2 separate regions of the Homo sapiens genome follow, and region 2 is linked to region 1. The links are chromatin loops, found by intact Hi-C in ENCODE. Cell type or tissue: PC-9. All regions are shown on one strand. Links, peaks and the distances in the headings refer to the core of each region. The heading gives the core; the rest is flanking DNA. Region 1 has its middle 9.9 kb from the start of CCDC83. Region 2 overlaps SYTL2 (synaptotagmin like 2).

Region 1 (16,290 bases), core at 6,299-11,298:
AGGACAATAGTGGAGGGAAGGTCAGCAGATAAACAAGTGAACAAAGGTCTCTGGTTTTCCTAGGCAGAGGACCCTGTGGCCTTCCGCAGTGTTTGTGTCCCTGGGTACTTGAGATTAGGGAGTGGTGATGACTCTTAAGGAGCATGCTGCCTTCAAGCATCTGTTTAACAAAGCCCATCTTGCACCGCCCTTAATCCATTTAACCCTGAGTGGACACAGCACATGTTTCAGAGAGCACCGGGTTGGGGGCAAGGTCATAGATCAACAGCATCCCAAGGCAGAAGAATCTTTCCTAGTACAGAACAAAATGGAGTCTCCTATGTCTACTTTTTTCTACTCAAGACACGGCAACAATCTGATTTCTCTATCTTTTCCCCACATTTCCCCCTTTTCTATTCCACAAAACCGCCATTGTCATCATGGCCTGTTCTCAATGAGCTGTTGGGTACGCCTCCCAGACGGGGTGGCGGCCGGGCAGAGGGGCTCCTCGCTTCCCAGAAGGGGCGGCCGGGCAGAGGCGCCCCCGACCTCCCGGACGGGGAGGCGGCCGGGCGGAGGCGCTCCTCACTTCCCAGACAGGGTGGCTGCCGGGCGCAGGGGCTCCTCACTTCTCAGACGGGGCGGCTGCTGGGCGGAGGGGCTCCTCACTTCTCAGACGGGGCGGCCGGGTAGAGACGCTCCTCACCTCCCAGACGGGGTCGCGGCCGGGCAGAGGTGCTCCTGACTTCCCAGACTGGGCAGGCGGGCAGAGGGGCTCCTCACATCCCAGACGATGGGCGGCCAGGCAGAAACACTCCTCACTTCCCAGACGGGGTGGCGGCCGGGCAGAGGCTGCAATCTTGGCACTTTGGGAGGCCAAGGGAGGCGGCTGGGAGGTGGAGGTTATAGCTAGCCGTGATCATGCCACTGCACTCCAGCCTGGGCAACATTGAGCACTGAGTGAACGAGACTCCGTCTGCAATCCCGGCACCTCGGGAGGCCGAGGCTGGCAGATCACTCGCGGTTAGGAGCTGGAGATCAGCCCAGCCAACACGTGAAACCCCGTCTCCACCAAAAAAAATACGAAAACCAGTCAGGTGTGGCGGTGCGCGCCTGCAACCGCAGGCACTCGGCAGGCTGAGGCGGGAGAATCAGGCAGGGAGGTTGCAGTGAGCCGAGATGGCAGCAGTACAGTCCAGCTTCCGCTGGGTATCAGAGGGAGACTGTGGATAGAGAGGGAGAGGGAGACCGTGGGGAGAGGGAGAGGGGGAGGGGGAGGCAGACAACTTTCTTTTACATCCTAGGAGCGTCTATGTCCTGGTAGTTACATTTCAGTCAATTACTTATCCTTTTGTCCCAGGAAGACAGAAATGAGGCCCCTTTAGGCTTCCCTGCTCCCTTCGTAAGTCACCTGTTTGGCATTCTTGAATTTGTTTTTTAAAAAATGGATTATCATATTTTTTATTCATGCTGTGTTATATTAATAACGTATTAAGAACTTGAAGGGAACTGAAGCAGTTAATAAAAATATTAAGCAGCTTTTGGTTAAAGGAGTTTTTCTCATCAGTAAAATATACAAAAATTAATCATTGTTAGAGATAACTTACGTGTTCCACCTCATTTTAACCTCCCTTTAGTCTATCAGTATTGTGTTTATTAAGTGCCAGGAATTTGCTATGATCTACACATCTGATAAATGTTCTTCTGTTAACCTGGTTTTCCCTAAAATAACATCATCAGATGGGATTATAGGATAAAATTATTAAGAGTGCAAATTCAGGAGAAAAAGCTACCAGCGGAAAATTTTTAAAGCATGGAGATTTTTTAGTTAAATAGAAAAGCAATTTGTGATTCTTCAGCACTTTGAATTGATTCCCACATCATTTGTTTTAAATCTTAGGCCTGCTTCTATTATGAGAGCCTGGGCCCATAGTGAAAAAATGTACTTTTACCTATCATTTATATCCTGCACAGTTTTTCTTATAGTGTTTACCAGTTGGTGGTCAGTGTGAAGCCAGATAAAAACCATTTGCTGAGTTTCCTCATTTGACCTTGATTTTCTGTTAGCCTTGCCATGTTGAATGATGTAGAAATAGACGTAGGAAAGTATCTATAGTAGAAGAAGCCAAATATGCTGTCTGTTTTTGGAAAAACCACAAAGAACCTGTTTGAGATGAGCAATTGCTAAACAGAAACAACTGCAGGGTCTTATTATTATTAAATCTCACAATAATTTGTAAAGACCCGAACTAGGAATGAACTTACTGCCTTTGCGAACCAGTTCAAACTTTTGGTAAATCAGACATTTTACCTACAGCAGTTACTTTTGAGAAATAGAAAATTTTTGCTACAACTTCCTGTCCAATAACTTTGTTCCTCACAAACTTGAAACAATTAAATAGATGTTTTGCAAAAATAAATAATCATGAACTAAAATATTCTCTTTTTTTTTTATTATACTTTCAGTTTTAGGGTACATGTGCACATGGTGCAGGTTAGATACATATGTATACATGTGCCATGCTGGTGCGCTGCACCCACTAACTCGTCATCTAGCATTAGGTATGTCTCCCGATGCTATCCCTCCCCCCTCCCCCCACCCCACCACAGTCCCCAGAGTGTGATATTCCCCTTCCTGTGTCCATGTGATCTCATTGTTCAGTTCCCACCTGTGAGTGAGAATATGCGGTGTTTGGTTTTTTGTTCTTGCGATAGTTTACTGAGAATGATGATTTCCAATTTCATCCATGTCCCTACAAAGGACATGAACTCATCATTTTTTATGGCTGCATAGTATTCCATGGTGTATATGTGCCACATTTTCTTAATCCAGTCTATCATTGTCGGACATTTGGGTTGGTTCCAAGTCTTTGCTATTGTGAATAATGCCGCAATAAACATACGTGTGCATGTGTCTTTATAGCAGCATGATTTATAGTCATTTGGGTATATACCCAGTAATGGAATGGCTGGGTCAAATGGTATTTCTAGTTCTAGATCCCTGAGGAATCGCCACACTGACTTCCACAATGGTTGAACTAGTTTACAGTCCCACCAACAGTGTAAAAGTGTTCCTATTTCTCCACATCCTCTCCAGCACCTGTTGTTTCCTGACTTTTTAATGATGGCCATTCTAACTGGTGTGAGATGGTATCTCATAGTGGTTTTGATTTGCATTTCTCTGATGGCCAGTGATGATGAGCATTTTTTCATGTGTTTTTTGGCTGCATAAATGTCTTCTTTTGAGAAGTGTGTGTTGATGTCCTTTGCCCGCTTTTTGATGGGGTTGTTTGTTTTTTTCTTGTAAATTTGTTGGAAGTTCTGGCCAGGGCAATTAGGCAGGAGAAGGAAATAAAGGGTATTCAATTAGGAAAAGAGGAAGTCAAATTGTCCCTGTTTGCAGACGACATGATTGTATATCTAGAAAACCCCATTGTCTCAGCCCAAAATCTCCTTAAGCTGATAAGCAACTTCAGCAAAGTCTCAGGATACAAAATCAATGTACAAAAATCACAAGCATTCTTATACACCAACAACAGACAAACAGAGAGCCAAATCGTGAGTGAACTCCCATTCACAATTGCTTCAAAGAGAATAAAATACCTAGGAATCCAACTTACAAGGGATGTGAAGGACCTCTTCAAGGAGAACTACAAACCACTGCTCAACGAAATAAAAGAGGATACAAACAAATGGGAGAACATTCCATGCTCATGGGTAGGAAGAATCAATATCGTGAAAATGGCCATACTGCCCAAGGTAATTTACAGATTCAATGCCATCCCCATCAAGCTACCAATGACTTTCTTCACAGAATTGGAAAAAACTACTTTAAAGTTCATATGGAACCAAAAAAGAGCCCGCATCGCCAAGTCAATCCTAAGCCAAAAGAACAAAGCTGGAGGCATCACCCTACCTGACTTCAAACTATACTACAAGGCTACAGTAACCAAAACAGCATGGTACTGGTACCAAAACAGAGATATAGATCAATGGAACAGAACAGAGCCCTCAGAAATAACGCCGCATATCTACAACTATCTGATCTTTGACAAACCTGAGAAAAACAAGCAATGGGGAAAGGATTCCCTATTTAATGGTGCTGGGAAAACTGGCTAGCCGTATGTAGAAAGCTGAAACTTGATCCCTTCCTTACACCTTATACAAAAATCAATTCAAGATGGATTAAAGACTTAAACGTTAGACCTAAAACCATAAAAACCCTAGAAGAAAACCTAGGCATTACCATTCAGGACACAGGCATGGGCAAGGACTTCATGTCCAAAACACCAAAAGCAACGGCAACAAAAGACAAAATTGACAAATGGGATCTAATTAAACTAAAGAGCTTCTGCACAGCAAAAGAAACTACCATCAGAGTGAACAGGCAGCCTCCAAAATGGGAGAAAATTTTCACAACCTACTCATCTGACAAAGGGCTAATATCCAGAATCTACAATGAACTCAAACAAATTTACAAGAAAATATTCTCTTAAGAGGAAGAAAGTATATGCTACCTTTAAGAAGGAGATTGTTTTAACCCAACGTCCATTGTCACGTTGCAATATTGTATTATAAAATGGGATGGTGTCTCACTGTTTATAAGGGTCATATTTTTTCACTTTAAGCCAGAGGCACATACCTGCAGTTCACTTTTTTTTCTTTGTCTCTCCAAACCAAGTTTAACTTAAATAACCAGAATTCTGGCAAAAAGATACCACATGTCTTTTTTTTCCTTCTTACTTCGTCTGCCTAATTAATGTTTGAAATTACTCTTATGATCTCTTTGTTTTCTCAGATATAAGAGGAGCCCAGGACAGTAAGCTGGAGCCAGGGTTTCTTATCCCAGGAACCTGGACTATATGATTTGAATTGTGCCTGAGGGCTTTAGCATGTGACATCACAAGAGTATTTAGCAACAATGAATTGCTGCCTGCTTGCTATAGTTTTAAAATATGAACACAAAAGGACAAACATATAGACCAATAGAATATAACAAAAAATCAAGAAACATACTTGTACATATAGGATCAATTGCTTCAGACAAAATTGTAAAAGTAACTCGATAAGCAAAGCATAATCTTTTGAACAAATGTGACTGTAACTATTGGATATCTATTTGGAAAAAAAAAATGAAGCTTCACTCAGACCAAAAACCATACAAAAAATTAACTCAAAATGAATCATAAAGGTGAAAACTATAAAATTTCTAGAATAAGACAAAAAATCTTTTTGACTTTGCATCAGCCAAGTGTTATATAGGACACAAAAAACATGATTCAAAAAAGAAAAAAAGAACTTGAACTTCATCAAATTTAAATTTAAAATATCTGCTCTTGAGGGTTTGGTTTTTTTTTTTTCTTTTTTCTTTTTTTGGTTTGTTTGTTTTTTGAGTCAGGGTCTTGCTCTGTCACCAGGCTGGAATGCAGCAGTATGGAAATGGCTCGTTGTAGCCTCAAACTCTCAAGCTTAAGTGATCCTCCTGCCTCAGCCTACCAAGTAGCTGGGACCACAGGCACGTGCCACCATGCTCAACTGATTTTTTAGTTTTTTATTTTATTTTTTGTAGAGATGGGGGTCTTGTCTTGTTGCCTAGGCTGGTCTCAAACACCCAACCTGAGGCGATTCTCCCGCCTTAGCCTCCCAAAGTGCTGGGATCATAGGTGTGAGCCACCATGCCCAGGCTGTTCTTTAGTTTTAAGAAGATGAAAAGGCAAGCCACAGTCTGGAAGAAAACGTTTGCAATACATATACCTGCCAGAAGACTGGGATCTAGAATTTATAAATAATTCCTCAAGCTCAATAGGAAAAAAACCAACTAATTACAAATGCCAAAAGATTTGAATAGATGCTCCAAAAAATAGATATATTCATGGCCAATTGGCACATGAAAAGATGCTCAATATCATTAGTTATCAGGCAAATGCAAATTGAAACCACAGTGAGATACTACTACACACCTACTGGAATGGCTAACCCTAAAAGACTGACAATACCATGTGTTGGCAAGGATGTGGAGTAACTGGAACTTTCATATATTCCTGATGGAAAAACAAAATTGTGCAACCATTTTGGAAAACAGTTTAGCAGTCTCTTATAAGGTTAAACACATATACTGTATGACCCAGCAAACCCACTCTTAGATATTTATTCAAGACAAATGAAAATGAATGTTCATAGCTGCTTGTAATACTACTTAATAAAAAAAGGAATGTTGCCAGCACTTAGGAATGAAAAAAAAAAGGGTGGGGGGAATAACTATTGATACATGCAACAACCTGGATGGGTCTCAAAAGAATTGAGCTAAGTGAAGAAGCCAAGTGTGAAAACTATATGCTGTATCATATGAAATTCTAGAAAAGCCTGGAAGCAGATCAGTGATGGCCCTGAGCTCAGGGGCTGGGGTGTGGGATTGACTGCAAGGGGGCAGGAGAGTACTTGCCGGAATAAAGGAAATGCTCTGTATCTTGATTGTGGTGGTGGTTACAAGGGTGTATAGATTTGTTAAAACCCATTGAACTATATATTTAAAATGGGTACATTTTATTGTATATAAATTGTACTTTAACAAAGTTAATTTTTTTAAAATGGTTTCAGGCTGGGCACGGTGGCTCATGCCTGTAATCTCAGCGCTTCGGGAGGCCGAGGCAGGTGGATCACCTGAGGTCAGGAGTTTGAGACCAGCCTGACCAACATAGTGACACCCCATCTCTACTGAAAATACAAAATTAGCTGGGTGTGGTGGTGCATGCCTGTAAATCCCAGCTACTTGGGAGGCTGAGGTAGGAGAATCGCTTGAACCCGAGAGGCGGAGGTTGCAGTGAGGCGAGACTGTGCCACTGCACACTCCAGCCTGGGCGACAGCGAGACTCCATCTCAAAAAAAAAAAAAAAAATAGTTTCAACCTGGGCGTGGTGACTCACCTCTGTAATCCCAGCACTTTGGGAGGCTGAGGTGCGTGGATCACCTAAGGTCAGGAGTTTGAGACCAGCCTGACCAACATGGTGAAACTGCATCTCTACTAAAAATTCAAAATTAGCTGGGTGTGGTGGTGCACACCTGTAATCCCAGCTACTTGGGAAGTTGAGGCAGGAGAATCGCTTGGACCTGGAAGCAGAGGGTACAGTGAGCTGAATTTGCACCATTGTACTCCAGCCTGGGTAACAAGAGCAAAACTCTGTCTCAAAAAAACAAAACGAAATGAAACAACAACAAAATAAATAAAGGTTTCATATTCTTTAACACTCCTCTCTTCAAGAGGTGGCATCTCTGTTCCCTCTCCTTGAATCTGGTGGTCTTATGACTACTGTAAGCAAGAGAGTATGGAAATGACTCTGTGTTACTTCTGAGGCTAGGTTATAAAAAGTCATGCAGCTTCCCCATGGTTCTTTTGGGATACTTGCTCTAGAGGAAGCCAGCTGCCATGTAAGAAGTCTATCTCCTATGAGACAACCATGCTGGAGAGGCTGAGTATAGGTACTGTGGTCCACCATTCTAGCTGACCCCACCTTATAACCCACAAAGTGCCAGACATGTGAACAAAGTCATCTTGGACTGTCCCAGCTGGCCCATCCATCCTCTAAGTATAGCTGAGTTAATCTCAGTTGAAGCCACAGGAGCGAGAGATCACCAATTACTAACCTACAGGATCTGTGAGCTGTAATAAAGTGGTGGTGGTTTTATGTTATTTATTTATTTTATTATTATTTTTTTTTGAGACAGAGTCTTGCTCTGTTGCCCAGGCTGAGTGCAGTGGCACGATCTTGGCTCACTGCAAGCTCCACCTCCCAGGTTCACGCCATTCTCCTGCCTCAGCCTCCCAAGTAGCTGGGACTACAGGTGCCTGCCACCATGCCCGGCTAATTTTTGTGTGTGTGTGTGTATTAGTAGAGACCAGGTTTCACTGTGCTAGCCAGGATGGTCTCGATCTCCTGACCTCGTGATCCGCCCACCTCGGCCTCCCAAAGTGCTGGGATTACAGGTGTGAGCCACCACGCCTGGCCTATTTTATTTATTTTTAATTTTTTTTTGTAGAGACCAGGTCTCTCTGTGTTGCCCAGGCTCACCTTGAACTCCTAGGCTCAAGTGATCCTCCCGCCTCAGTCTCCCAAAGTGTTGGGATTACAGGCATGAGCCACTGCACCCAGCCCAGGTTGTTGTTTTAAACTAATTAGTTTTGTTAGTGTATTAGTTGTCTATTATTGCACAACAAATTACTCCAAAATTTAGCAATTCAAGACAATAATAATCATTTATTATCTCCCAGTTTCTGTGGATCAGGAATTTGGGAGCAACTTCATTGGGCAGTTGTAGCTTGTTGTAACTCATGAGGTCAGATGTTGGACAGATTCTATCTCTGCCTGAAGGAGTTCTCATTTTAGGGGAAGTGATGAGCAATCAAGTTATTCTGCAATTATAAAACAGTTGGATACTTTCCAGAAAAGGGGTAAAAGCAAGGTGCTGTGGAAAACCTAATCCAGTCTTGAGAGTCAGGGAAAATTTTCCAGAGGAATTGAGATCTAAATTAAAACTTGACAATGAGCAGGAACTTGACAATGTGCAGGAAGACTGGAACATTGAGTGGGAGGGCCTGGGACAGAGGGCATTGCAAACACAAAGCCCTAGAGGTAAAAACGAAAATGATGAGTTTCTAATGGAGCAGAAGAGATTACCATGGTTGGATAATAGGCTCCCAGGGATAGGAGAGAAGTGAGACAGGAGGCTGGAGAAGCAAGTAGGGACAAATCATGGCGGGTCCTCTGAGCCATACAGAAGATTACAGGCTCTGTGATGATGACAGAAGTTCACTCTGGCAAGTGTAGAGGAGGCTGGGAACAGGCAGGACAGGGTCAGGTTCCAGAATGAGTTCCACTGACCACAGTTTCAATCTTTCTTTTGCCTAAGGGTCACTCACTTGGTTCCAGTTTCTGGTCCAAGGAGCTTGTCTCAGGCTCTGCCCTTTGCAAGATTGCAGTGACTGGCAAAAAGAATGACCTCATCTCTTTGGCTCAAGTTATCAGCTTGCCTAATCTCTGAAGTCTTCTATGACTCAGGTGAGATGCCCACCTCCACACCAGGAAGTAGTCTATGAAACTACTATTACCACACCACCAGAGAATATGTGGAGTAACACTACCTCACATCTGGAGAATGAGGCAGTATACATTCTAACTTCCATATTTTAAGAACTGTGTTTATGGAAAGGAAAATAAAATGACATTTTCAGGAATATGTACCAATATTAGCAAACCCAAGGTACTGTGCTCCATTTTTAAATAAGGGAATAATAAGGTTGTGAATTACTCCCTACACGCTTCATATGGTTTTGAGGACATACTATTTTACCCTTTATACAGCACACTAGCTAAGAACACCCACTGCCAGAAGACCACTTTCTTATTCTATGTAAATGAAATGTCTACAAAAGGCAAATTTACTGAGACAGAAATTGAGAGGCTTCAGCTAGGGCTTACACGATAGAGTCACCAACAGGGGGACTGCTTGGAGAGGAGGCTGTCCAAGTGAAGCCATCAACAGTTGAAAGGGGTATTGCAGAGAAGAATATTCTTTGACCCTGAAATTGAAAAATCCTTCTTCTATCGAATGCCCCTGACTTTGGGAACTACCCACTGAGGCATCTGGTGAGACTGAGAGATATACTTTCTGTAACCACACTTTGTTGATGCTTATTTTGTTTAAGAACATGAACTTGGGGTCAGTTCAGGGTTCTGAAGCTGCTTACTAGTTGTGTGACCTTGGATGAGTTACTCTACCTTTCTGTGTCTCAATTTCCTTATCTATAAAATGGACATAATATTGCATACTTCTCAGGGCTGTTCTGAAGATTACTGGGTACAATTCCTGGCACATAGTAGGTTCTCAATAAATGTTAATTCTTCCTTGTAGCCTTTTAACTGTTATGTGAGAATGCTGGAAAGTAGGAGAATGTGAAACTTTTCTGTGTCACATTTCCCATGTAACCAGAGAGGGCTTTCTCCACCTAGTTAGTGTCTAAATTTGATGGGACCCAAATATGCATCTTGGACCCAGCTCCAAGCCTGCACACACACACTCAGCATCAGTTAGATGGCTCACAGTCGCACCATGCCCCAAACTCATTATCTTCCACCCCCTCCAATTTGCCCCTCCTCCTCAAGGCTATGTTCCGTATTTAGTAAATGACACCAGCCTCCACTTAGCTTTTCAAACCTGAAGATTAGGAGTCATTCTAGACTGTTATTTTTTATTTTATTTTTATTTTTGAGACAGAATCTTGCTCTGTCACCCAGGCTGGAGTGCAGTGGCATGATCTTGGCTCACTGCAACCTCTGCCTCCCAGGTTCGAGTAATTCTTCTGCCTCAGCCTCCCAAGTAACTGGGATTTCAAGAGTGTGTCAGCACACCCAATTTGTGTTTTTATTACAGACAGGGTTTCACCATGTTGGCCAGGCTGGTCTTGAACTCCAGACCTCGAGTGATCTGCCCGCCTCGGCCTCCCAAAGTGCTGGGATTATAGGCATGAGCCACCATGCCTGGCCCATTTTAGACTCTTTAATTTTCCTCACCTCCAGATCTAAACAAGCTTCAAGTTTCAGCAGTCTATTGACAGATTCCATTGGCCACAGCTGGAACTGAACACATTCTACAGTAGATTTAACCGAGTCATTAATTTTCATCCAAAAGTATTTTGGATGATATTTGTTGAGCAGCTACTATGAGCTAGGCACTATGGTAGGCTCTCTCTTCACTGCCTCCTCCCTAGTACAGGTCCCAATCTTTCCTGAGTTGACTGATGAGATGGCTTCCTACCCAGCTATCCTGAATTCATTCCTGTCTTCGCATTCTTCCACAGACCCATTCCCTTGTTTAAGACCATAAATGACTTTCCACAGATCTCTTAGGAAAGAGTTTCTGACATGGCTGATAAGGCCCTCCAAGATCCAGGCCCACCCAGGTCTAGGTCAGGTCCCCTTGTTATATGCTCCAGTTGGGTTCCCCCAAAAACACCCTTATATGGGGGTTTTAGTGCAAGTAGTTTATTAGGGAGGGAGTCTTAGAAAGCTATGGTAGGAAAATGGGGAGATGAGGGAGGAAGAAAAGCCAATCAGGATACGCTAACAAACAAGTTATTGGGAGATGGGTAACTGGGGCTTGGTTTCACTGAGAACCCTGGGAGACAGGAGAAAATACGCTCAGAATTGTCTTACCCAAAGGGTGAGGAAGCTGGGTGGTTAACTCTCATTTATCATCAGTTGAGGATGGTCCTGAGGGCATCGATTCCCCGGCCCCAATAGCCTACAGGGGCTAACCATGCCCCTACCCACTGCAGGTCAGAGAAGTCCTCACTCAGGACTGAGTATTGAGGTGCTTACAGGAAGAAGCTAAGGGTTTGCCTGGTGAATGCTGAGGGGATATGGGCAGCCACTGGAGTGACCACAGCTTTCAGAATGCACTTGACCTCCCCTTTGTAGCTCTCCTTACCCTTGAAATGAACTCATTCAGTGTCAGTCTTTCAAGCTAATCTCTTAACTCTGTAAGGGTGTAGACCATGTCTCTCTGCTTCACCATTATACCACCATTGCCTAGCACAGGGCCTGACATGTAAAAGGTGGTCAGAGATATTTAGCGAATGTTTGGATAAATGAATAAATGATTATTCTTTCCAGAAAGTAAACCAGGCATGCCATACTGTGAGAATGCCAGAAAGTAGTACCTGACAAATAAGTTACACCTGTGTAATAAAACCTCTATGTTATTGTGACATCTGAATTCACATAAATCACTTGATTTTTTAAAATTTAACTTTTATTTTAAGTTCAGGGGTACATGTGCAGGTTTGTTATATAGGTAAACTTGTGTCATGGGGATTTGTTGTACAGATTATTCTGTCACCCAGGTACCAAGCCTAGTACCCGTTAGTTATTTTTCCTCATCCTCTCCCTCTTCCCACCCTCCATACTCTGATAGGCTCCAGTGTGTCTTGTTCCCCTTTATGTGTCCATGTGTTCTCATCATTTAGCTCCCACTTATAAATGAGAACATGTGGTATTTGGTTTTCTGTTCCTCCATTAGTTTGCTAAGGATAATGGCCTCCAGCTCCATCCATTTCCCTGCAAAGGACAAGATCTTATTCTTCCTTATGGCTGCATAGTATTCCATGGTGTATGTGTGCCACGTTTTCTTTATCCAGTCTACCATTGATGGTAATTTAGGTTGATTCCATGTCTTTGCCATTGTGAATAGTGCTGCAACGAACATATGCGTGCATGTGTCTTTGTAGTAGGACGATTATATTCCTTTGAGTATATACCCAGTAATGGGTTTGCTGGGTTGAATGGTATTTCTGTTTTTAGGTCTTTGAGGAATTGCCACACTGTCTTCTACAATGGTTGAACTAGTGTATACTCCCACCAACCTTGTATAATCATTCCTTTTTCTCTGTAACCTCACTAGCATCTATTTTTTGACTTTTTAGTAACAGCCATTCTGACTGATGTGAGATGATGTCTCATTGTGGTTTTGATTTGCTGATCAGTGATGTTGAGCTTTTTTTCATGTTTATTGGCCACATGTCTGTCTTCTTTTGAGAAGTGTCTGTTCATATCATTTGCCCACTTTCTAATGGAGTTGTTTTTTGCTTGTAAATTTGTTAGTTCCTTATAGATGCTGGATATTAAACCTTTGTCAGATGCATAGTTTGAAAATATTTTCTCCCATTCCTTAGCTGGTCTGTTTACTCTGTTGATGGTTTCTTTTGCTGTGCAGAAGCTCAATTTTTGTTTTATTGCAATTGCTTTTGGTGTCTTCATCTTGAAATCATTGCCTGTGCCTATGTCCAGAATGGTATTGCCTGGGTTGCCTTCCATGGTTTTTATAGTTTTGGGTTTTACATTTAAGTTTTTAATCCATCTTGAGTTAATTTTGATGTTAGGAAGGGGTCCAGTTTCAATCTGCATATGGCTAGCCAGTTTTCCCAGCACCACTTATTGAATAGGGAGTTTTTCCCCATTGTTGGTTATTGTCACCTTTGTTACAGAACAGGTATTTGTAGGTGTGTGGCCTTATTTCTGAGCTCTCTATTCTGTTCCATTGGTCTGTTTGTCTGTTTTTGTACCAGTACCATGCTGTTTTGGTAGCCCTGTAGTATAGTTTGAAGTTGGATAGCAGATCTCTGATATTTTTTGACAATACCCAGTTGAGTGCAAGCCCTCAAACTATGAAACTACTACAAGAAAACATTGGGGAAAATCTCCAGAACATTGGACTGGGCAATGCTTTCTTGAGTAATACCCCACAAGCACAGGCAAGCAAAGCAAAGACAGACAAATGGGATCACATCAAGTTAAAAAGCTTTTGCGCAACAAAGAATACAATCAATAAAGTGAAGAGATAATCTACAATATGGGCGAAGATATTTGCAAACTACCCATCTGACAAGGGATTAATAACCAGAATATGTAAGGACCTCAGGTGACTCTATAGGAAAAAAAATCTAATAATCTGATAAGAAATGGGCAAAAGATTTGAATAGACATTTCTTGAAAGAAGACATACAAATGGCAAACAGGCATATAAAAAGGTGCTCAACATCATTGATCATCAGAGAAATGCAAATCAAAACTATAATGAGATATCATCATCTCACCCTGTTAAAATGGTTTATATCCAAAAGACAGGCAACAACAAATAGTGGCGAGGATGTGGAGAAATGGGAATCCTTGTACACTGTTGGTGGGAATGTAAATTAGTACAACCACTATGGAGAACAGTTTGGAGGTTCCTCAAAAAGCTAAAAATAGAGCTACCATATGATCTAGCAATTCCACTGCTGGGTATATACTCAAAAGAAAGGAAATCAGTATATTGACGAGATATGTACACTCTTATGTTTACTGCAGCACTGTTTACAATAGCTAAGATTTGGAAGCAACCTAAGTGTCCACCAGCAGATGAATGGATAAAGAGAATGTAACATATATACACAATGGAGTACTATTTAATCACGAATGAGATTCAGTCATTTGCAGCAACATGGATGAAACTGAATATCATTATGTTAAGTGAAATAAGCCAGGAACAGAAAGACAAACATTCCATGTTCTCACTTATTTGTGGGGTCTAGAAATGAAAACAATTGAACTCATGAGAGTTCAACCATCCCCACCTCCCCTCAATCCCCCATACCCTTCCCATCCTCTGGTAACTATCCTTCAGATGGGCTTCAGATGTGCTGCTGGGAGGTGGGGATGGTGAAATTGAGAAAGCCTGGTTTGGAAAAGATCTGTTACGAAAGGGTGAATATCACTGTGGGATAGCAGACAGTAAAGTGTTCCATCATAGTTAGAAAGAGTGAATAAGACTTGCTATTTGATAGCAAAACAGAGTGACTACAGTCAATAATAACTTAATTGTACATTTGAAAAAAATCAAGAATGCAAGTTCCTATAGCTGTTTAAGTTTAAAAAGGAGGTAAAGTGGCATTTATTTTTGTATGTTCATGGGATAACTCATGAATATCCCCCATGTACATCATATGACTTTCTCTGAAACTAATAAACTTTGTGCTTCCCTTAAATTTTTAAATTTAAAAAGGCCCAACACAGTGGTGGGCATCTATAGTCTTAGTATTCTAGAGGATGAGGAGGATCCTTTGAGCCCAGGAATTTGAGGCCAGCCTTGGCAACATAGTGAGATCCTGTCTCTAAAAATAAGTAAATAAACAAATAAAAACTTGCTTTTAAATGTTTTACATCTTGATTGTGCTGTTGGTTTCATGAGTGTATAGATATGTGAAAACTCATATGACTATTATATATGTGGAGATATCTTTGCTGATATAATTTGGATATTTATCCCCATCCAAATCTCATGTTTAATTGTAATCCCCAGTGCTGGAGATGAGCCCTGGTGGGAGGTGTTTGGGTCACGGGGGTGAATCCCTCATGGCTTGGTGCTGTCTTTGCCATAGTGAGTTCTCTTGAGATCTGGTTATTTAAAAGTGCATGGCACCTCCCCTGGCACTCTCTCGCACTTGTTCCTGCTTTCACCGTGTGAGATACCTGCTTCCCATTTGCCTTCTGCTGGGTTTGGAAGCTTCCTGAGGCTTCCCTAGAGGCCAAGCAGATGCTGGCACCATGATTCCTGTAAGGCCTGCAGCATTGTAAGCCAATTCAACCTCTTTTCTTTATAAATTACCCAGTCTCAGGCATTTCTTTATAGCAAAGCAAGAACGTCCTAATACATACACCTATGTCTATATCTACATCCATATCTATATCTCCAGAGAAAATACCTTTGTGTAACGCAAAATATGGATACATACTATCTCCCAAGAAATAATATATTTCCTGCTGGTATCACAAGAATTTTTTTCTCTTCACAAATTCTTGTCCCAATGCTTATATTTGAGGGGGAAATACAGTATTACTTTTCATTATCACTTATTTTTGACACAGGTTTGTCAGAGGTTGACAGGTTTTAATAACAGTAACCCAGAACCACTAAAGGCTTAACAGTGGTTCTTAAACAGAGTGATTTTGTTCCCCCGGAGACATCTGGCTATGCCTGAAGACATTTTAAATTGTCATGACTGGGGAAGGGGTGCTACCGGCATAAATAAATAAAAACTTGCTTTTAAACGTTCTATAACATTTGTGAGTATAATTAGTGGGTAGAGGCCAGGGATGCTGCTAACCATCCTGCAGTGTACAGGATGCCCCCAACAATTGGCCTGAATTTCAACAGTACTGAGATTGAGAAAGCGTGGTTTGGAAAAGACCAGTTACAGAAGGGTTAATATCATTGTGGGATTGCAGAAAGTAAAGTGCTCCATCATTATTCACCTATTCTTCATATGCTCTTATAAATAATCAAGAGGCTCCATTCTGAGGGAGGACTAGTCATTATAATGTGTGTTCCTCCAGGGTAGAAATCAGATTTGGAGTCATAGCAGTAGCCAGAGACCCTGGTTCTGCTGTCACTAGGGCTTAATTCTGTTGTCAGCAATCATCAGGAGAGTAGCTCCATCATATGGCTTCCCAGCCTCATCATTTTGACTTAAAAAGGATGTATTCGGAAAAATAGGGGGAAGTATATTCTTCTGATAGGGCAGCCATAACAAAATACCACAGACTGGATATAAACAGTAGAAAGTGGTCCAGATTAAGGTGCCATCAGGGTTGGGTTTTCTTCCTGACTTGGGGAGGGCTTTCTTCCTGACTTACAGATGGCTGCCTCCTTACTGTGTCCTCACATTGCCTTTCTTCTGTTCACGTGGAGAAAGAGAGAGATCGCTGCTAGGTCTTCCTCTTC
Region 2 (16,290 bases), core at 3,806-8,805, 100 kb after region 1:
CAGTGTCAAACCATTAGGAACATTTAATAAAAACCATGATATCGTTGCTGACTGAGAACTATGAAGCAATGATGCTCTCCCTGTTAGGGTTTATAGATGGGGCTGTCATGACAAAGAGAGGAAGTTCCTGTAAGAGTTTACTCTGGGTGGAAGGACACTCTCCAGGCACGCTTGGGAGAGAGGAGACATTCTTGCTAGACCTGGGATAACTGCTCCCCCTCTTTTTCCCACTCCCAGGTATGCCTGTGTGCAACCCTTACATGCAGCGCTGCTACCACCTTGGCCCATTCACATTCTCTGCCTGAAGCACTTTGATTTGCTAATTGAGGAAGAGTGCATATTAGTTTGTATGACTATCTTAAAACCCTCTTGGATTTATGTTAGCACATTATCTTCCAAGAGTATAGTGTTCCCTTACAGCTTTTATTCCACTTTATTCTAAGTACATCTCTATAAACAAGAGAGATTTTGTGATTTTTTTATTTTACTGAGATGGATAGAGAGATGGAGAGGTTAAGACTTGTCAGTTAGAACAAAGTTTTTAGGGAAGTTTTAGGAGGGCAGACTATCTTGTTTGTTCTTTAGGTTTTAGCTTTTCAGTAAGCATGAATAATTGTGAAACTCTTAAATGCAGGATCTGCACAAATGGAACTTGCCTGTACACACTCCTCCTCAATTTTGGTCTTCCCTGATTCCAGCAGCCTTTTAAAGATGCCTTTCCCTAACAATAAGCATCAGAGACATCACTCCTCCTCCACAGGCTTCCAGGAAAGTCTCTAATAAACTCATATCACCCAAAATGGAAAGGACTGATGAGCTAATGACTACCCCATCCAGTGTTTATTAGGTGCCAGGGAGGTGCAGAGAGCTATTGAATGAATTCACTCGGTTAAACCTCAAAGAAACCCCAATTTTAAAGTCCAAAGGTTACTATTACTAATGCTTTTTTACGGATAAGGAAACCAAGGCTTAGGGAAGCCTACCGTATTATCCCTCCCTGGGGTATTTGCATTTGAACAGCAGACACTGAAGAATGCAGCCAAAAAGTGAATCTGCTCTTGAGAAATTTCAGGCATCATACGGGAATCGTGGATTAAACCTTTATTTGAAAAAATGTTGGCCTTGTCTTCTCTGACTTTTCAAAGGTGAACATACACTTGTTAGTCATCTGGGAAGTTTCTGGGATCATCTGAAATATTAAAGCTTCATTTTATCTGTGTGTTTACACATGTCTTTATGCGGTGTCATAATGAACTCATTTATTTACTGTGGGTTCTCAGCAAACTAAAGATCTTTTCCTTTTGTAGACATTTGCCTGAAAAAATTAAGGATGACCAGCAGCTGAAGAATATGAGTGGCCAATGGTTTTATGAAGCCAAGGCAAAAAGGCACAGGGACAAAATCCATGGCGCAGATATCATCAGAGCATCTATGAGAAAGAAGAGGCCCCAGATAGCAGGTGAGTTGACTTGGCTAGTGCATTTACAACAAGCATTCGTTTGGGAAGGAGGAGCGGGGAGAAGGGAATGGTGTCAGAAATCTGCTGATGGAAATCATTTGGATGTACACTTTTCATAATGTGTGGCCCTCTAGTTTAAATTTCCCTTGCCTTGGATTTGGATGGATGAGGGCAGAGCTAAGTGACTCAGTGTGGTGTAGAGGAACATAGGAAGCCCTTTAGGTGCCCTGTTGAATTATAGTAGCATAGATAGTTGGGGCCTGTAAAGGATCTACCACCTCTTCTTTGGCTTTTAACTCTGAAGATTCAGAATCTTCTGAGTAAAATGAAGGGCTTAGACAAAAAGATATCAGCCTCTCTTTTCAGTGATCTTAACATATGGTAGTACTTTCTTAATTAACCAAGTACATTATTTAAGAGACCGTAAAGACATTTTTTTAATGGAAAAACCTTCTTGTTTATTTGATTAAACAAAAATAAATTAAGCTGTATAGGAACAAGTTTAAAGTCCAGACAGACATCAACTTTGTTTTGAGGCTGTAGTAGCTGACACAGCATCTCCTTGCTACCTACTCCAGCCCTCTCTGTGGACCACAGTGATATATTCAAGAGCCTGTTAGCTAACACAGGAGTTTTAAAACACTTTTCCATTGGTTCTTCACCTGCTTATTGCCTGTCATGCCTGTGGCCTACAATAGTAACATTTAAAAGTGAAAGTCAAAAGAGGGGGGAAATAAAAATGCCAACCAACCAAAAACCCACTTCTGCCTAAAGGTTTGGGGGGAAATCTTTACTTATCCACCCATCTACTGAATTGATGGGATTTATACTATCATGACAATGCCCATTTAAAAGTGGCAAAGGCAGCCAGCATCCCACCCCAGATGGGCTTGTAGCATGGTTTCTGTGGCCAGGGAGGTTACTATGATAGTGCGTATTCCTTATATCATGGCATTATTTTTATGTCTTTTTTTTTTTTAATAGACATAGAGTCTTACTATTTTGGCCAGGCTGGTCTCGAACTACTGGCCTCAAGCAATCTTCCTGCCTCACCCTCCCAAAGTGCTGCGATTATAGACATAAGCCACCATGCCTGGCAAAGGCAATCTTTTGAGGGCTTGTTTAAAATTCTATCAAGTTCATTAAATACTTACTGGTTGCCTTCTCTCTAATTAACTCTGGCTTAGTCCATGTAAAGCCTTGTCAAGGTCTACCCTGTACTCAATAAGGAAAATAGCCATCATCTTTTGAGCATGTGATATAGGATAGGCATTTAATTTCTATTATTTCTAATTGTTGCAGTAATCCTGTGAGGTAGGCATTATTTCCCCCATTCTATACATGGGGCATATGAAGCTCAGAGAAGTTAAGTAACTTGCCCGAGATTATGTAATTGGCAAATGGCAGAGCCAGGATTTCAAAATATTTCTGAATTAGTGCCATACTCCTTGCAGAAAAGGACTGACTGCTTAGTACGTACAGTGCATTGTTTGTAGCCCTCTTGCTTTTCAAAATCACCCAGACCTTCAGAAATCTTGAGGGTACTGGTTAGTACCAGGTGACCCCATTTTGCAGTTGAAGAAACTAGGCTTACATGTAACAGGACCTGTGGGGGGATACTCTCCTGGAATATGGGTATTTGGAAACTGGAAGCTCCAGCACTGCTTCATCCTAATATTGATGAAAGTATTCTGGGCACTTACTGGCTCTGTGGCCTTAGGCAAGTTTCTTGAACTTTTTGATCCTCAGTTTTCAAATCTGTGTACTTGGAAAATAGCTCTCATAGAATAATGCATGCAAAGAACTCAGCACAGTGCCTGGTAGTTAGTTATCATTCAGTTGCTGCTAATTATCAGAGATGTTCAGGTAAAGAGTGAGTGCTGGATGTTCAGAGGCAAAAGAGGTTATTTTCTGAAGCAGGAGCACAGAGGTTTTATGGGGGCTCTGACACCTGAGCTGGGATTGAAGAATATGTAGTTTTGGATTTGTAGAGACTGTGGGGAGGAGGAGAAGGCAGCAGAGGAAGACATTCCTAGACCATAATCATTTGTTCCCCTTTGTATCTTAGAGCACATACAAGATATTTGAACACATTGTAGCTATTCAGTAAATGCTTGGTAATGATGGTGCTTCTATCCCACTGAGGACTTCCTGCCCTGAGCATCCCCTGGCCATGCACATTTAGACCTGACCCCAACTCAGTTCAGATTAACCTAGAGGCAGTCAGAATTTTGCTTTAATGGTCTCTGGAGTTACTCTCACATTTAAAGGTATGCTCATTCTCTCAAGAGACTCTGCTTGGGGAAATCTAATGTCGTGGGAATTTACTGACTTCTCTCTTAGATGTAATTCTGATCAACTACTTAGACCCAGTGATTGCCTTGGCACTGGGAAGGCCTGAGGTTCAGGTTCAAGGCTTCAGTGATAAGAGCTGATAAGAGAGTTGTAGGTCATGGAGGTGAGAGATAACCTTCCTGTCTTTACTGTTTCCTGTTTCAGCTGAGCAGAGTAAAGACAGAGAAAATGGGGCAAAGGAAAGCTGGGTGAATAATGTCAACAAAGATGCTTTCCTTCCTCCAGAGCTGGCTGGCGTTGTAGAAGAGCCAGAAGAAGATGCAGCACCAGCAAGCCCGAGGTAAGGCAAAGCTTCTGGGGAGAGCTGCTGCATGTGGCTTTCATGGCCTGGGGTGTCACATGGGCAGAATGGCAGGCTATGAGTACAGATGCCAGACTGGGGTCATGGGCATGGGGAAGGGGCAGTGTATGAGAGAATTCTGGGCCCCGATGCAGATAAAGCCCAAGTGGTACTCTTTCTCAGCTTCCAGAATTTCCAACAAATCTATATCTTAAATAAAATAAAAATGTTAAGTGGTGATTTCTTCCAGTACCAGCAAGAGCCGTTTTTATTTCTCCCATGGATTTCTCCTTAGAGTAGAATGAAGAGGTACTTCAATTTGAATATCAAGGAATAAGTCATTTCAGGGAAAAGATAAACTATGATCAGATTGTAACAGCCTAGTGCAATGGAAGAAGCTCAAGCACAAGAACCAGATAGATGTGAATTCAATTGCCGAATCTGCGATTTATTAGCCATTTGACTATGGGCAAGACATTTAACCTTTCTGAGTCTATATTCTTAACTATAGCTAGGAACAATAATATATACCTGAAAAGCTATGGCAAGAATTAGTGATAAGGTATGTAGAATACCTGGCATGATAGATACTCAGTAAATGCCTCTTAAGGATATAGATTATCTTCAATATTATAGTCTTGGGGTTTTTTGGTGTTTTTCCTACATGTTGTTATCTGACCAATCAAAATGTACATTTGTACATCTTTGCTGAGATGCAGCCAATTGTGGGCCTACATTGCTATAAACCTTTTGAGCCATAATGATTTGTTTTTAGGTATTTAAGGATCTTCTCATGGGTGTCTGTTCCTTGAGGGCATAGTTGTTACCCTTTAGTGAGAGGGGCAGTTGCCTTTTACCTGTAGCTCCTCAATTAAGTTAGTTCAATTCAGAGTCTTCAATTGGGATGAAGTTGATGAATTTACTGGTGGGATGTCACTGAATCAGGGTCTAAGGCTGAGGCACCTGGAAACAGGGATATTTCTAGCATAGTTTATAGGTGTCAGGGAGGGTATATGATATAAGTACCAATAGGTATTTTAAAGTCAAATATGAGTAAAGTTATATCATGTGGATAATGGAATACTGACTCTATGGGTACTCTAAGGGTACCCTTTATTTATCTATTTCCCATTTGGAAAGGGGATCATTCTGTTTCCCATGAATGGCAGGCTGCACTGTTTCCCCTCTGGGACTATTTGTAATATTCTTTTATATCTGTAGAGGCCATCTTTGCTGGGGATAAAACACCTTAATAGTAGTCACTAATTGATAATGTGACCTTACAGTAGTACTGACTTAACTCCTTGGACTTTTATTTCCTCAGTTTTAAAATGGGAACAATAATATTAATAGTTTGCTAGCAGAATTACTGAGAAGTTAATTAGCCAGTGAATATAGAATTCCCAGTGCAGCCCATTAGCACGTAGTAAGTGCTCAAGAAATGGAAGCATGAGCTCTTGCCTACATATAAGATATTTCAGGAACACCAGGAAGGAGTGTGAAGGACACACTATTCTGTCCCCCTGGGTGACTCCCCACTTGCCACCTGCCTATAATCTCTCTAATGGAATGAAGGCCTTCCTTCATAAAGAAAGATGAGACCTAAAATATTGTCATGTTAAAGAAACACAAAGAGAGAGAACATAGTTATTTATATTTACCACCAAGAAGCTGAGAGAAGCTCTTAAGAGCTGGCTTTGATGGGGACTGGGGAGCACTAGAACACTGACCAGCTGAGGGAGGAGGGAGCAGGTGCCACAGAAGGGGAAAGGAGATGATTTGGGAGCATCAGAGACAAATAGCTCATTGCCCCATTTTATCTGGGTCAGACTTTCCATCCTTCTTCCAGGAACTTATTCTATCTCAGTGGGCCTGAGGGTCAGAGGTGCCACTGTCCTCATAGCCTAACTTTTTCTTCATGAACCGTGGGGCTGGTGGGTATTCTCCCACTCTTCCTCAACTTGAGGCTAATAACATAGTATTCAAGATTAGCATCTCCGTTATTTTCTGCATTCCTTGTGTGACTTCAGGCAAGTCTTTCAGGTCTCATCTGTAAATCAGAACAGAATTTCCTCACCAGGACATTGTGAGATTAAATGAAACAAGGTATGAGAATCAGTCAGCATTTCTCAGGAAGAAAGAAAATTGGCCATTTTCCGGTGGCATGAAAATTGTTATTATTACATGGATGAAGTATGTTTGAGAAGGCAAGAATAAAGATGTTAGGCGTATCCAGGATGCTTTGCTCATTAAAGGCCAGTCCTATAACACATGCCATGGGTGGTAATTATCCAGAAAGTTAGAATGAGCTATTTTTTACTTCCTTCTTTCTATATTAGAAACTACTACCTTACTCAGTATCAAGTTCCTGCAATGTTTCTTACCTATACTTTAACCTTTGTGAACTGGGTGTGTTAAGTGTATTTTGGGGCCTGTACTTTTAGACTAAGTGAACTTTAATAGAATGACTCAATACCTGTCAGTATTTCCTTAGCCAGGAGTCAGAAGTTGGGGAGTGTAAGGTGATAGGCTGGTTATTGTAGTTTCTGGAGTTTTGCTAATAGGCTCTGTGGCAACATCTTTCTTTCTGTTGTGGGCACGATTCTGTGGGGTTCCACACATGAAGAAGTAAAACACTGTGGGTACCCAGCATGTAGTCAAGCATTGGCAGCTGACTGCATTCTTTCTTAACTCACCTTTGTTTGCACCTGGAGTACAAGGAAGCAGAGAGGTTTATGAGCAGAGGAGAAGAAAATAAGGCTTGTTCTGGAGTAGCAAAAGGAAAACCCTGAATGCTCACATTTCTAGTTCTGGTTACAGACTTTTCAGGTGGGCAGTGTTGGTTGGACCAGCACTTCATAAACCCTTTGTAGTGAAGGACTAGTTTTGTTTCATTTTAAAGTTTTTATTTCTAATCATCACAGATTGATATCTTATGTAAAATATAATGAAAATAAATACTAGAAAAATAAAATACAGAAAACAACAGTGGCATGCAAAAGATAAGCCCGTCGATCATGTTTGCTATAAATAGTTCTTCAGCACATAGCCTCCGTTTCTGTACTTATCTCATTGTGAACCAGTGGCAAACAGTGCATGGATGGGCACTGGTCCATGAACCATATGCTGATAGCACATTGTGTGCCCCCCACAACAGAAAATAACTCTTGAATATGTACACAGTAATCCACAGGACATGGCTGAGCCAAGGTGGGGAGTACAGAATGAAGACTCATCCCATGAAGGTCAGGACCCTGTCCGTAAATGAGGTATAATGTTTCCTGACTATCAAATTAGGTCTGTTCTGGTTTTACTAAGAAGCTGTCACTTCAGAAGTGTCCCCATAAGCCCTGGCAATTATAGAAAAATAGAGGAGAATTTGAGGGCCCTCTCAGATTTGCATAGCTATGAGAGAAGAGCATTCAAGATGGAGAACTAGACTGCAGGAGGTAGCCAATAAACCTCTGCGTGGCCATGCCCTGTCCTTGGCTTGTAAGGAGGCTTGGCTGCTGCAGAGGTTTGTAATGGCTAGTAATCAAACATCTCTAGAGAATGTCTCCCAAATGAGTTCAGGGAGAACAAGATCAACCCTTCACTGTTGTATTTCAGTCCATGGCATTGGCAGGTTTTCTTCTGGGCACTTACCTGTAAAATCGCAAGAAAATGATAAATTTCCTTGCAAGAAAAACTGTGCATTTACACCTAACTTTGTTTTTGGTAGAATTAAAACACTATTTGGTAAGTCTTTGTGCTTCATTGCCTGTGCCTTAGGGATGCTTCTGACACCAGTCTCCTTCTTACCGTCTGTTGAATAGGAACCAATCAATTAAAGCCACATCTTTAGCTCTTAGTTTTCCCCCACAATGCTCTTTTTCCTGAAAGTCTTTCGTAGATATTAATTTCCCTCTCCCAGAAGGATTAGCTATTGCGTTTACCCCTAGTATTAAGATGAGTGTAAGGTACCTAGCTTGCTCCCAAAGGCAGGGTAGAGATGAGCCAATCTGAGATAATGCATCTGATATTTTTTCCCAGGATTGATAGCAAATCTAGTAATGTGAAGATTTCATTTCTTGGAGGCCTGGCCTACAAAGTCATTTATATTGAACTCTTAAAATAATAATTCTTAATTCTATAAGAGCTCAGATTTACTCATATCAGTTGTAGTAAGAATAGTTTCACTGTGACATAAAAATGCCTCATACTTTTATATGCATGTTCAACAACTCTGTAGCCTGAACAGTGGGAACACTGGAGAACTATGTATACTCACAAGTAATATTTTACTTAAAGAAATACTGACTTGAGGTGCTTCAGATAAGATATTTTCTAATTTGCTTCCCTCACTCCATCCCTGAGCCGTTTCTTCATTTGTTTGCTCATTTGTTCATGCTTCATTAAGTGCCAACACATGCCAGCACAGTTCTGGGTGCTGGGGATGAGACACAGCTTGAGCCCCCAAGGAAGTCACAGTACAAAGGGAGAGATCAAAACAACAAAAAACAAGTCAACAACACTTGTAGAATTTGGTTCTATAAACAACATTTAAGCTAAGAAAAAAAAAAAAACCTCAGAAAAAGGCATATCTGCTACTATTTTTAACTGTTGTAGAGAGAAAGGCTGGTGAACGTTAAAAACCTTTTTTAAATGACTGCATGTGCATAGAAGCACCTTGTGGCTGGGTATAGCAGGCAGCTGCCTGTGTGGTATAATTTTAAAACGGCTGTAAAACCTCTTCCCCCAGTGGCCCTTCCTGATGTTATTTATTCTTTTTATTTAAGATTTCAAAGACTTGTATTAAAATGAAGATGCTTTTAGGAGGGGCACCCTGATGCCAATACCATAGTCTAATATTTTAATAATCTTCTTAACAAAGTAAACTAATTCTGTCTGAGTGCTGCTTCTAATGTTGCAGTTCCTTTTTTGAAGAGTGCCTGAGGGAAGGTTACAGAACACAGGGTATGGAATTTGGCTTGCTTCATAGTTTAAAAATCTTATCATGTGGAATGTATGGAGTATCTTTTATATTCAGGACACAGTCTGCTACCCTCTGAGAGGAATTCTAAGAAACAGAAGACACAGTATCTGGCTCTATTCTGTATTCTCTTAGGAAAAATAATGCACCGATTTATGAAGATATGACCACATGATAGCAAATAGTGCCAGGAAGAAAGGAAATTCCTAATCCAAAGTACCAATAAAATGTGCTGCAATAATTGAGGCAAGAGAGACATACTCCTAGCCAGGTTGATATAAGAGGTGAGATTTGGACTGGGCATGAAGAGGATAGGGACGATTTGGGTAGACAAAGAAAGCAAAAAGAACACTTACAAGGAGGGACTGGGAATAGGTTAAGTGGAAATAGCAGAGTCAGGTGAGTTTCTGGGGCAGTAAGTAGATTGACCATTTTGTTTGGCATGAAAGGTCAATAGAAAGGAAGAATGGGAAGTATATTGGGGCAGATGGTGGATGGTCTCCAGTACCTTGCCAAGGAGTTCAGACTTCATTCCACAGGCCTTGAGGATCCTGCAAAGGTAATGAACAGAAGAAAGACACCACCAAAGTTGCATTTTGGACCACTCCAGCGTAGTGGTAGAACGTAGAATGGTTTAGGAGAGTGGAACTTGGGAGTCAGGAAGCCAAATGTGAGGCCAATAGAGTTGACACAAATAAAGGAGGTGTCAGTAGAGGTAGAAGAGACAGATGTGGGAGTCTCTGGGAGGGAAGAATCACCCAGACTTGCCTCCAGTCCTCTTGCCACAAGCCACTGCTTTAATGCAAGAAACCAGAGGCAGTATAGCCTAGCCATTACCATGATTGTCTTTGGAGTCAGACACACCTGGGTTCAAATCCCCAGCTCTTTTGCCAATTTTGTAACATCAAGCAGGTGACTTAACCTCTGTGAACCTCAGTTTTTTCATAAGTGAGATGGAGAGAATGATAGATAAAATGATAGATAACATAGAGATGATGCAAGGATCAATTGAGAATAAGGTGGTTGCAGTACTGATTGCCCAATAAAAGACAGACAAGCAAAACATTATAGTATCCCTTGAGAGAAACAAAGCTACTAGGAAGTAGCTGCATTTTCAGACAAAATTTGAGGAAATAAGACTCTTGTTTTAATTTTTTCCTATTAAGCAGACTGTAAACTTTAACTGAGTATCCCCCCTCATCCCAGTTTGCCCCTATCCCAACCACAAGGTAACTGAATGAATCCTGTGTGTTTCTAATATTTTAGTGTCTGACTATGTGTTCTGACTGTTTTGTTTCTTCCTCTCTTTTTCTTTCCGAATAGCGGAAACAGACATTTTGTTTAATACCTGAATAGTCTGCCTCACTGCAGTTTTGCAAATAACATGGATTAAAAAAAAAAAAAAAAAAAAGCCAGCCTCCTGCTTACTATCTGTTGCTGCTTCTCCTGGCACTGGCTCAATTGGCCTTCGTTTATTTAGCCATTCACCAGTTATGTACCAGGCACTGTGCAAGGCACTGCAGGGGATATAAAGATGTTTGAGATACTCTTGAGGGATCTCCCACTTTACTATGCGAGGTAAGATATGTATACACAGAGGAGGTTGCATAGTAGACATGAAATACATAGCTAGGTACAGCTCAGTAAGGGAGAGACCTCATCTCTAGGAGGTAGGGACTACATGATTTGCAATATGGGCTGTTGAGGCTGGCGGCCTGGAGGCACAGGAACTGGAATTTCAGGGAGCAGAGGGAGAAGGATATAGACACTCTGCTTATCCTTTGGGCTTGGTGAGTGGGAAGGGGAAAGGAGAAAGATGGTGGAAAAAGACAGGTGTTCCACAGAGACCCCCAACCATCAGCACTTGGCTCAGGTCTTCTGATTATGTAACTGCTTTATTTACTAAGGAAGATTATGCAGAACACTCTGAGAAACTGAGCATAGCATCGACTATAGGGATGTTGTTCCTCATATCACCCACTGGCTTCTAAAAATGACATTCAAGAGAAATTGCTTTCTGGTTCTGAGCTATTGGTTGTTTTTATTATATAGAGACTGAATTATATCAGTGACTAGGTTTCTTTTTTCACTGTTTCTAGATAGCTTGATTCAAGTTTGTGCACACCTATTACAGGAATGGAGGACTCCTGTAATGTGTCTATTAGTCTTAATTCGGGCTCCATTATACATTCCTATTCTGTTCCCTCCCCTTTCCCTCCCATCCTCTATTTTCCCCCTTTCTCGCCTCTATGTAATCAGGCTGTATTTTATATCCTTCTGCTCATCTGCTATAATGCCTTTCTGGAACAATGAAAGGAAGTAATGAAAGGAAGAATGGCTTCTTCAAGAGCTCAGCCTTTTCTTGGGAGTAATTGTGTAAAAATAGCAATTGAAGTACAGAGATAAAGAAAAGAAATGAGGCTGCAGGAACATCTAGCCCATGGTTTTAGTGACAACAATCTTGGTTGAGGTTCTGTGGCCTTGGGGGCAAATTATTCCCCTCCTCTCCAGGCCTTTGGTTCCTTACTTCATGGGGAAAAGCAGGAATCTTACCCCTACCTCCACAAACTAAGGTGTTTTCCAAGCTCCTGACTCTGTGATGCCACTGAGAGAACTGGTGGTGGTAACAGGACACGAAGGCTTCAGCCAATAGCAACTTCACCTCCTGTGCCTGAGGCAAGACCACTGGAACAGGAAGTCTGAGCAGGTTGTTCCTCTCCCCACCCAGGGCCTCCGTGACCCTCTTTTGCCCTTCTCAATCAACAGTCAAGGGTGTGGTGGTTCTGGAGGGAGCCTGCTCACTTCACTTGTCTCCACTCACTCTTGCCTTACTCTCACTCTGGTGCTGTCCTGTCCCTGGGATAGGGAATAATTCTCTAGAGAATCCTTCTTATTCTTCTGCACCAGCTTCCTCTCCTAGCCTGCTGATAGCTTTCCACTTCAGAGGCATAATTTATGATTCCTCAAAAGGTGAGGTTTTATTCTCTGAATTATTGTTTCTTTTGCAGTTCCAGTGTGGTAAATCCAGCTTCCAGTGTGATTGATATGTCCCAGGAAAACACAAGGAAACCAAATGTGTCTCCAGAGAAGGTAGACTGAGCCCAGATTTTGAAAATCTTGTATTTGTTAGGAATGCCATTTTTCCTCATTGTGTCAAAGCACCACAAAATAAAGAGAATTTTGTAGTACAGTTTTTTGGTACCAAATACAGGTAATTTTCACTATTTTAAGAAGTCACTAGTTTAAGAAGTCACTCTCATGGTGGAAAAAGTGGATGGATACCATGTCATTGCATTGCTGAAGACCCAGATTTCTTGCCCTAGAGGGTAAAAAGTCTGAAGCTATTTGGTGCTGCTGCTTTTTAGCATATGGAATAAGGCTTGTTAGTTCCATGTCAGTCCTTATTCCTATATTCCTATGCATAGCTTCCTAAATCTCTGTTAGAGATCTGCTTCTGGGAGAGAATTGCTAATTTATTAAACTATAGACAGTAAACATTGTTATTGATTCCTATATTAATTTTTAAAACCTCTATTGATACCATTTTTATCATTAGAATTGATGATAATAATAATGACTATGAAGCACTTCAAGATACCTAAAATGTCTCCAAAATCTTTAGGAAAGGTCAATTACAGTTGTATTTTGTACACTTGTGATCTAGCACACTGAGAGTCTGGTATGGTAGAAGAATCACTGGTGGGACTCTGACCTGATTAGAGACCCAAGTTTCCTTTGACCTTGATCTGGTCTTTGCTATATCCGGGGCCAAGTTTTTTCACCTGTAAAATGTGGGATTTTGATTTAAGTGTCTGATTCTGAGCTAACTTTGTAGGACTCTGGCTTTGCATATATTTTATATAATTTTTAAATGGCATATATGGTAACTCTGTGCTAAGCAGATTAATCAGGACAACTGTTTTTCAAACATGCCAAATAATGGAGTTTATGGGATAAAACTATCAAAATTGAAGATAATAGGCATTTGCCAACACTGAGTTGCTGTCATGACATTTAAAATAAGTTTAATAAACAATATTTGTCCCCAGCAGAGGAAGAATCCGTTTAATAGCTCCAAGTTGCCAGAAGGTCACTCATCACAACAAACTAAAAATGAACAGTCAAAAAATGGAAGAACTGGTTTATTTCAGACTTCAAAAGAGGGTAAATATTATTTTTATGAACTTGATTTTTTTATCTTTGTTATCTGTGGACTAAGGGAAATTCTCAGAGTTCCTTTTGCTCAAATAACTTCCAAGAGAAAGTGAAAAGTCCTGATGGTTTTCTTATTTTACGGTGCTTGTTGGTTTCCTTCCTGAGGGAGAGGAAGCAGAAATTTGAGAAACTGATAGCTCACGCATTCCAGTCTCAGAGCTGTGACTTGTTACGTGACTTCCATTGTGTCTTGGATTCCCTCATCAGTAAATTGGGAGATTTTTTGACCCAAGACATTCAGTCTTCCACTTAACAGTATTTATTAGATGCCTACTGTGTGTTCACAAAGTTCTGTTTAAAAGGGCTTGCCTCAAGAAGAAAAAGCCTGTTGACAATGTTATGATCCTCTAATCTGTAATTCTCAGCCCAGCCGCCCAAAAGCGTTTGATCAGGTTTGTGGCTCAATTGATGTAAGTCAGCCTGCTATGGAATTTTATCATTTTTATATACTGTTAAGAGGAAATGCTAAACATTTCAATCTCTTCAAAAGCAACTTGAAGAAGATTCCACAAGCATTAAAGAGTGGTTAGGGGTAGAAAATTAAAAAACAGTGGAGCTGGGGTTTTCAATTAGCCTGTCTGAATATTAAAATACTTTCCACTGGGCACGTTTTAGATTACATAAAATATTTTGTAGAAGAAAATCACTGGAACATGTTAGATGTTTGTTTTTAACTTTTCTTTTTTTTTTTTGGCCATGGAGTCCCACTCTATTGCCCAGGCTGGAGTGCAGTGGTGCAATCTCGGCTCACTGCACCCTTCGCCTCCCGGGTTCCGGGGCTTCTAGTGCCTCAGCCTTCTGAGTAGCTGGGACTACAGGCGTGCTCTACCACACCCGCCTAATTTTTGTATTTTTAGTAGAAATGAGGTTTCACCCTTTTGGCCAGGCTGGTCTCAAACTCCTGGACTCAAGTGATCCACCCACCTCGGCTTCCCAAAGTGCTGGGATTACAGGTGTGAGCCACTGCGCTTGGCCTGTTTTTAACTTTCTGACAAAAATAAATTTTGTGTTAGGTAATGGGGTTTTATTTTTTTAAACTGAATTTCCTTTTCTGATTTCTGCAGGTGAATTTAAGTGACTTCTATGTTTTTCTTTAAGCCTCTTTTGAGAAATTTTCTTTTCATTCTTAAAAAAACTTTCTGTATTGGGTGTAAAATAATCACAAACTATATAAAGCACAGTAATCTTAAATGTACAGTGCAATGAAGTTTATACATGATTTTTCGAATAGACGTTATTTTTTAGAGCAGTTTTAGGTTCACAATATTGAGCAAAAGATACAGACGTTTTCCATATACACCCTCTCCCCACACAGGCATAGCCTCCCTCATTATCAACATTCCTCATGAGAATGGTACATTTGTTACACGTGATGAACCACATTGAGACATCACTATCACCCAAAGTACATCGTTTACATCAGGGTTCACTCTTCATGGTGTACATTCTATGGGTTTAGACAAAAGTATAATAGTGTGCGGCCACCATTGTAGTGTCATAGAGTAGTTCCAGTGCCCTAAAAGTCCTCTGTGCTCCAATGCATGAATTTTTAAAAGCTTTTCACATTAGGCCTGTAGTTGTGCCACATACTTTACTGTCTTTAATATTTTAATAGTTTCACTAAGTGTAGGTTAAGTTTATGACAGGTATTTTAAATTATATATTACTCTCTATATGATATATCACCTACTGTGTTTTAATTTTCAGATGAATTGTCAGAGTCAAAAGAAAAGTCAACTGTCGCAGATACTTCAATCCAAAAGTTAGAGAAATCAAAGCAGACTTTGCCAGGCCTTTCAAATGGGTCCCAAATCAAGGCTCCAATCCCCAAAGCCAGGAAGATGATCTACAAATCAACTGATTTAAACAAAGATGATAACCAGTCTTTTCCTAGACAAAGGACAGACTCCCTGAAAGCGAGAGGGGCTCCGAGAGGGATCCTCAAGCGCAACTCCAGTTCCAGTAGCACAGACTCAGAAACCCTTCGTTATAATCACAACTTTGAACCCAAAAGCAAAATTGTGTCACCTGGCCTAACCATCCATGAGAGAATTTCTGAGAAGGAGCATTCTTTAGAAGACAACTCTTCCCCAAACTCCCTGGAGCCATTAAAGCATGTGAGATTCTCTGCAGTGAAGGATGAGCTTCCACAGAGTCCTGGGCTAATCCATGGTCGGGAAGTAGGAGAATTTAGTGTTTTAGAATCTGACAGATTGAAAAATGGAATGGAAGATGCAGGGGACACAGAAGAGTTTCAGAGTGACCCTAAGCCTTCTCAATACAGAAAGCCTTCGCTTTTTCATCAATCAACCTCAAGCCCATATGTATCAAAAAGTGAAACACATCAGCCAATGACTTCTGGTTCTTTTCCAATTAATGGGCTGCATTCTCATTCAGAAGTTTTAACTGCAAGACCACAGTCTATGGAGAATTCACCAACCATCAATGAACCCAAAGATAAATCATCAGAATTAACAAGGCTTGAATCTGTATTACCCAGAAGCCCTGCTGGTAAGAGAGTTGTCACTACTAGATTATAAAAACTTGGTGGGGCCGGGCGCGGTGGCTCACGCCTGTAATCCCAGCACTTTGGGAGGCCGAGGCGGGTGGATCATGAGGTCAGGAGATCGAGACCATCCTGGCTAACAAGGTGAAACCCCGTCTCTACTAAAAATACAAAAAATTAGCCGGGCGCGGTGGCGGGCGCCTGTAGTCCCAGCTACTCGGGAGGCTGAGGCAGGAGAATGGCGTGAACCCGGGAAGCGGAGCTTGCAGTGAGCCGAGATTGCGCCACTGCAGTCCGCAGTCCGGCCTGGGCGACAGAGCGAGACTCCGTCTCAAAAAAAAAAAAAAAACAAAAAAAAAAAACTTGGTGGGCTTGAAATGCCCAGGCCAGCTAGTCCTGTAGAAGCCCAATTTAACCTTCTAGGCATTCCATCTACAATTCAGACAGATGCCACTGGAAATGTTTATACCTCTTAATGGGCTTGGAGATTTTCCTCAATCACC

What was found. A loop is a pair of places that touch in the nucleus more often than their neighbours do. Peaks named below come from ENCODE experiments on the same cell type or tissue, not always from the same donor. Only the 100,000 strongest peaks of a DNase experiment are listed, where the experiment ranks them.
Region 2: it touches region 1 in a loop (12-fold over the local background); 6 of 110 quality-filtered maps call a loop at or near these places.

The regions. Positions count from the first base shown.
Region 1 is chr11:85,837,319-85,853,608 of GRCh38, reverse strand. It overlaps a transcript of SYTL2 not described here. Among named protein-coding and RNA genes, the nearest start is that of CCDC83, 9.9 kb to the left of the region's middle. In PC-9, for the core only: no CTCF peak of the experiment used is centred there; DNase peaks (open chromatin) are centred at 8,388 and 8,978; H3K4me3 peaks cover 368 bases; H3K27ac peaks cover 2,939 bases.
Region 2 is chr11:85,733,441-85,749,730 of GRCh38, reverse strand. It overlaps SYTL2 (synaptotagmin like 2), which reads left to right. Exons shown (of 20, transcript NM_206927.4): 3 at 1,308-1,459; 4 at 3,959-4,094; 5 at 12,075-12,156; 6 at 13,116-13,230; 7 at 14,989-15,792. Among named protein-coding and RNA genes, the nearest start is that of CCDC89, 55 kb to the right of the region's middle. In PC-9, for the core only: no CTCF peak of the experiment used is centred there; DNase peaks (open chromatin) are centred at 6,610 and 8,500; H3K4me3 peaks cover 510 bases; H3K27ac peaks cover 4,075 bases.